Regions from separate parts of the Homo sapiens genome. Here region 1 is linked to region 2. Evidence: read pairs that join two places in POLR2A ChIA-PET (ENCODE). Cell type or tissue: PC-9. All regions are shown on one strand. Links, peaks and the distances in the headings refer to the core of each region. The heading gives the core; the rest is flanking DNA.

What was found. ChIA-PET counts read pairs that join two places held together with the same protein. Peaks named below come from ENCODE experiments on the same cell type or tissue, not always from the same donor. Only the 100,000 strongest peaks of a DNase experiment are listed, where the experiment ranks them.
Region 1: POLR2A ChIA-PET joins it to region 2 with 11 read pairs; 4 of 35 experiments call an interaction of 5 or more read pairs at or near these places.

The regions. Positions count from the first base shown.
Region 1 is chr2:232,783,496-232,786,417 of GRCh38, reverse strand. The region is part of intron 8 of GIGYF2 (GRB10 interacting GYF protein 2); the gene reads right to left. Among named protein-coding and RNA genes, the nearest start is that of KCNJ13, 8.4 kb to the right of the region's middle. In PC-9, for the core only: no CTCF peak of the experiment used is centred there; no DNase peak of the experiment used is centred there.
Region 2 is chr2:232,591,833-232,594,754 of GRCh38, reverse strand. The region is part of intron 3 of LOC105373929 (a long non-coding RNA gene); the gene reads left to right. Among named protein-coding and RNA genes, the nearest start is that of EFHD1, 40 kb to the left of the region's middle. In PC-9, for the core only: a CTCF peak has its summit at 1,878 (motif pointing right); a DNase peak (open chromatin) is centred at 1,574; H3K4me3 peaks cover 339 bases; H3K27ac peaks cover 2,175 bases.

The sequences.
Region 1 (2,922 bases), core at 202-2,701, 190 kb before region 2:
CAAAATACAAAAATTAGCTGGGTGTGGTGACAAGTGCCTGTAATCCCAGCTACTCAGGAGGCTGAGGCAGGAGAATGGCTTGAACCCAGGAGGCGGAGGTCGCGGTAAGCAGAGATCGCGACACTGTACTCCAGCCTGGGTGACAGAGCAAGACTCCGTCTCAAAAAAAAAAATTGAAAAGTAGTATAACCTCATTTACTCTAGCACCTAATACAATACAGGCATACCATAAATTGCTTTTGGACAGAATTTAAAGCTAAGCTATGTCTAACCTAATGTCTCAAAAGTTACATTAATGTCAAAAGAGAGCCTGGTATACCAAGTAAACTAAACTGGTATTTTAAAAGGACAAGATCATTCTAAATTGTGCAAACAAATTCTTCAGTCACCATTCCACATGTGCTAACATATATAACTCATAACATTTATAAAATCTCACATCAAAATAGTTGAAAATCCAGAATAACATACATTGATGTCCTCAGTTTATAACAATAAAAGTTCAAGTTCTCATAATGACAAACTCAATCCTTTTAATTAATCCATACTAAAAGTGAAAAAATAATTGAACAACAGCATATGAAAATGAAATTCTAATTTCTGGTCATTCTGTTATATTCCATCTTACATATATTGAGATTCAGCATCCTGCTTGTCCATATGGTTGTTAGTCTGCTACTAGGTATCATTCTACTGAAAGATAAAATATCTTGGGAGAATGGAAGACATGATCTGCTGCTTTCTTATTGTGGTGGACAGCCTCTAAGAGCTCACCAACAATCCCTGACTGCTGATCTCTGTGGAATCCTCTACCCCCAATTATAAGCTGGACTAACAGAATGCAGCTGAAGTGATGAGATGCCACTTAAAATATTAAAGAAGACTGTAGTTTCCATCTTGGACACTTTCTCTGAAGGACACTAGTTGCCATGTAGTGACACAGACCTCGTGGAGAAGCTTGCATGGCAAAGAACTGAGACTTACCACCAGAAACATGAGTGAGTCTGGAAGTGGATCAAACCCCAGTTGAGCTTTGAGAGACTGCAGCATGGGCTGACACCTTGAGTGCAGCCTTACAAGAACCCTGGGCCAGAACCACCCAGCTAGGCTAAGCTGCTTCTAGATTCCCAACCCACAGAAACTGAGATAATAAATGTTTGCTGTTTTGAACCACCAAGCAAGGGTTTTATTATCTATGACCTTGCTCTTACCTGCAGGACGTGTCTGGAATGTCAGAACTATATTCTGGCTTTCCTTGGTTTATTAGTCCATTTTGCATGGCTATAAAGGAATACCTGAGGCTGGGTAATTTATTAAAAAAAAAAAAAGAAGAAGAAGTTGTTTATTTGGCTCGTGGTTCTGCAGACTATACAAGCATGGCACCAGCATCTGTCTGGCTTCCAGTGAGACCTCAGGAAGCTGTTACTCATTGTGGAAGGTGAAGTGAGAGCAAGTATGTCACATGGTGAGAGAGGGAGCAAGAAAGATGACAGAGATCCCAGACTCTTGAACTCATTACAGTGGGGAGGGGATGAGGGATCCACCCTCATGACCCAAACACCTCCCACCAGGCCCCACCTCCAACACTGGCGATCACATTTCAACATGTGATCTGGAGGGGACAAACATCCAAACTATATCACTTGGTTTACCAGAGAAGTCATAATCTAAATCTATTGTAGTTATTATGTAATATCTGATATATCAAAAACCATATTGCAGCTTTTATAAATTATTTTGTGGCCAGGCGCGGTGGCTCACACCTGTAATCCCAGCACTTTGGGAGGCTAAGGCGGGCAGATCACGAGGTCAGATCAAGCTAACACGATGAAACCCCATCTCTACTAAAAATAGAAAAAATTAGCCGGGCGCGGTGGCGGGCGCCTGTAGTCCCAAGCTACTCAGGAGGCTGAGGCAGGAGAATGGCATGAACCTGGGAGGTGGAGCTTGCAGTGAGCCCAGATCACGCCACTGCTCTCCAGCCTGGGTGACAGAGCAAGACTCCGTCTCAAAAAAAAAAAAAAAAAAAAAGAAATTATTTCGTGTAAGTAGCTAGAACCTCAGGCACATGCCACCACACTCAGCTAAATTTAAAATTTCATTTTATTTAATTTTTGCAGAGATGGGGGTCTTGCTATGTTGTTTAGGTTGGTCTTGAACTTCTGGCCTCAAGTGATCCTTCTGCCTTGACCTCTTAGTAAATTATGTAGAAGGGCACTTCTGTATAATTTATTCAGTTTCTTCATCACTTATTTCCAACTGTTGCCCTAAACAGGCTTTTTAAAAATGTGATCATGTTATGAGAAAATCCTATCCATTTAATTTCAGGGATGCTGAATTTCAGGGAGCTAAATTTTTGATCCTTGTATGTAATTGTTACTGGTACGTAAGTAAATTTTATTGATACTACAAGTAAAAAACTAGATCTGAGGCTGGGCGTGGTGGCTCACGCCTGTAATCCCTGCACTTTGGGAGGCCGAGGCGGGCGGATCACCTGAGGTCAGAAGTTCGAGACCAGCCTAACCAACATGGAGAAACCCCGTCTCTACTAAAATACAAAAAAAATTAGCTGGGCATGGTGGCGCATGCCTGCAATCCCAGCTACTCGGGAGGCTGAGGCAGGAGAATCACTTGAAGCGGGTGGCAGAGGTTGCGGTGAGCCAAGATCGCACCATTGCACTCCAGCCTGGACAACAAGAGCTAAACTCCATCTCAAACAAACAAACAAAAAAACACCTAGATCTGACTTAGTAAACAAACAAAAAAAAAGAAATTATTTTGTGTAAATAATCACTTAGTAACAAAATTTAAGCTCCTTTATAGAAATTTCTGAACAAGTATTGTTCAAAATGGCTTGAACCAATATTCATGTAGAATGGTTTGGAACTAGTATTCTTGTAAATTCAGGCTACTTCATTCTCC
Region 2 (2,922 bases), core at 306-2,805:
CAAGACCAGCCTGGGTAACATGGCAAAATGCCATCTCTACAAAAAATACAAAAATCAGCCAGGCATGGTGGCATGTGCTTGTAGTTTCAGCTACTTGGGAGGCTGCGGCAGGAGAATCACTTGAGTCCAGGAAGCAGAGGTTGCAGTGAGCCAAAATCACGCCACTGCACTCCAGCCTGGGCGACAGCGAGAGAGACCCCGTCTCAAGATCTGGGTGTAAGGTGTACTCATTGCTACTGGGTGTCACTGCCTCTAGTCTGTCTCAGAGGACAAATCTAGGGAATATGTCTACCTATATTAACCCCCATATACCCACATATCTATATGTCTGTATCTATCTGTGTGTGTGTGTCTATTAAACATGATTGTAGGCTACGTTCTACTCTAATCCAGCATTACATGGTTCATTCTAGTCTCATGCAGTTTTGAAGGCTGTGATGGTGGTAGTTAATGTTGTAGGTTGCTGGGAGGCTACAGTAAACGGCAATTATCCCTGATGACTTCAGAGTCTTTCATCTCCACGTACCCTTGACCTGGCAGGCATTTTGCTGCTTGACACTGGACTCATCAAGATGAGCTGATGTGCTGCCAGAATGACCCTTCTGCGCCCAAGCTCATCCTGGATCCGCCCTGAGGCTGCAAGTGATGTCAACTAAGCAGAAACAGAGCCGGGACTAGGAAATCGGGTCTGGGCTGTTAGCACCTGCACCTGCACTGGGCTGCCCTGTGATTGTTGAGGCACCAGGAAAAGGCTAGGAAGTCCATGTGGTTAGGCCTAAGATGAAATGACAGGGTCTCTTGCATTTAATTCATGCTCCTTACTTCAGTGGAAAGCTTAACAGGGACATAAGTTAGGACAGCAATTTATAACTGCAGCTGACACTGGAATCATGAGTGCCGGGTCCAGACCCTGCCGATTATAAGGCACCATCGGGACTAAGCTGTGCTGAGCTAAGCGATGGTGATGGCGGGCTTTAACCCTGGCTTTGGTCTTCCTTTGAGCTTCAACACATCATCATCCTGGGAGACATCCCGGACCCATACCTCCCTGCCTTCGTGGTTCCTTGGCCTAAAGCATCCGGCCTACCAGCCATCCTCTCCCGTGCTTGTCCTCTGGCCTTTGCCATCACCTGAAGTTGCTTTTTCTGGAATCACTTTCCTTCTAGTCATCTTCTTCTCTGACTCTTATGCTACCTGCTGTTTGCCTCACTAGGGCCCCCAGAACCCCTAACCCTCCCTGTTACACTGCCATAACCTCCCTCACCTGCTGAGGCCCCTTGGCCAATCACTTCAGGTACCGTGACTGGGGCCTTCTCCAGCTTGTGCCCTCTGTCTCCAGCCCACCAGCTCTGCCAATTCCTGAACCTGGGGATCCAGACTGGATTAGTTCCTTCCTGGTTTGAGCCACCAATCCATGCCCTCGGCACTCCCCGAGCATCCTTGTGTGCAGGTGTAGTGGGTTTCCATCTCCCCACCCCCTGCCCTATGGCTCTTTCAAACCTTTAGTCTTCTCTATAAATAGATCCAGGTTTTACAGGAAAGGGCTTTCAAGTATGAGTCAGTCTCCAGAAGCCATAAAAAGAAAGACTGATTCATTCAGATACATAGCAACAAGACTTTGGATGCAAAAACATGTTGGGCAAAACAAGACAAGCTTGGAAAGAACACTTGCAGTGCTGCTGGTCAGTGATTTCAAGGAGAGCAAATAAAATCACCTGACACCCCAGCAGACCAGAGCAAAGGACTGTCCATAGAAGATAATGCTCATTAGACGGAGGACAGAACTAAGCAAATCAGCAATTCATGGCCAGAATCCTCATTCACCCAGTCCAGAGGGACAAGAGACAGTGGAGCTGGACAGGTCATCAGTCCCCACCAGCAGGAGGCAGCTGGAACTCCTCCCACTAGGAGGAGAGGCAAAATGCTTGCATCACCTTCTTGGTACCTGGGCTGCTTATATCCTGGAGGCTCCAAAATAACTTATATAGGCAGCCACTTTAGAGCCAAGCTTGCCTGCAGAACAACAGGTTTTCCTGTTCAGATACAACTCATCTTTGACTCTCTCGCCCACCCTCAGCCACCAGCACGGTAAAGGCCTCATCCTATAACATTGGGTAAGCCATCCGGGACTCCTCATTTGATTGTGTTGGTTCCTGCTCTGGTCAAGCTCATATTACAAACAAAGGGATAATCTCCTTAATATATAAAATACTCCCGTTAGTCAATAAGAAAAAGACCACCAACTCAATAGAAAAATTGTCAAGTTACGAACAGAAAACCCAACACAAATTGTCCTTAAATATATGAAAAGAAACTCAATTTCACTCATAAAAAGAATGACATTGAAATATCATTTTTTACCTATCGGATTAGCACAAATCTAAATTTTATAATATATTCTCTTTGTGGAGCTGAGATAAAACACATGCATTGCTGGTGAGAGCGTAACCTGGGGAGCAATTTGGCAATATTTATCAAATCAAATATCATGTACTCTTTGACCCAGCATATATGTATATATATGAGGAGATTTATTATGGGAATTGGCTCAGGTGATTACGGAGGCTGAGAAGTCCCACCATCTGCCGCCTGCAAGCTGGAGGGCCTGGGAAATGCAGTCTGAGTCTTAAAGCCTGAGAACCAGGATCGAGAACCAGGAGCTCCAGTGTTGGAGGGCAGGAGAAGATGGATATCCCAGCTCAAGAAGACAAAGCAAGTTTGCCCCTACTCTGCCTTTTTGTTCTGTTCAGCTCTTAATGGATGGATGATGCCCACCTACACTGGTGAGGGTGAATCTTCACTTAGTCTATCAACTCCGATCTTCATCTTCTCCAGAAACATCCTCACAGACACACCCAGAAATCGTGTTTTACCAGCTATGTGGTCATTCCTTGGCCCAGTCAAGTTAACACATGAAATTAA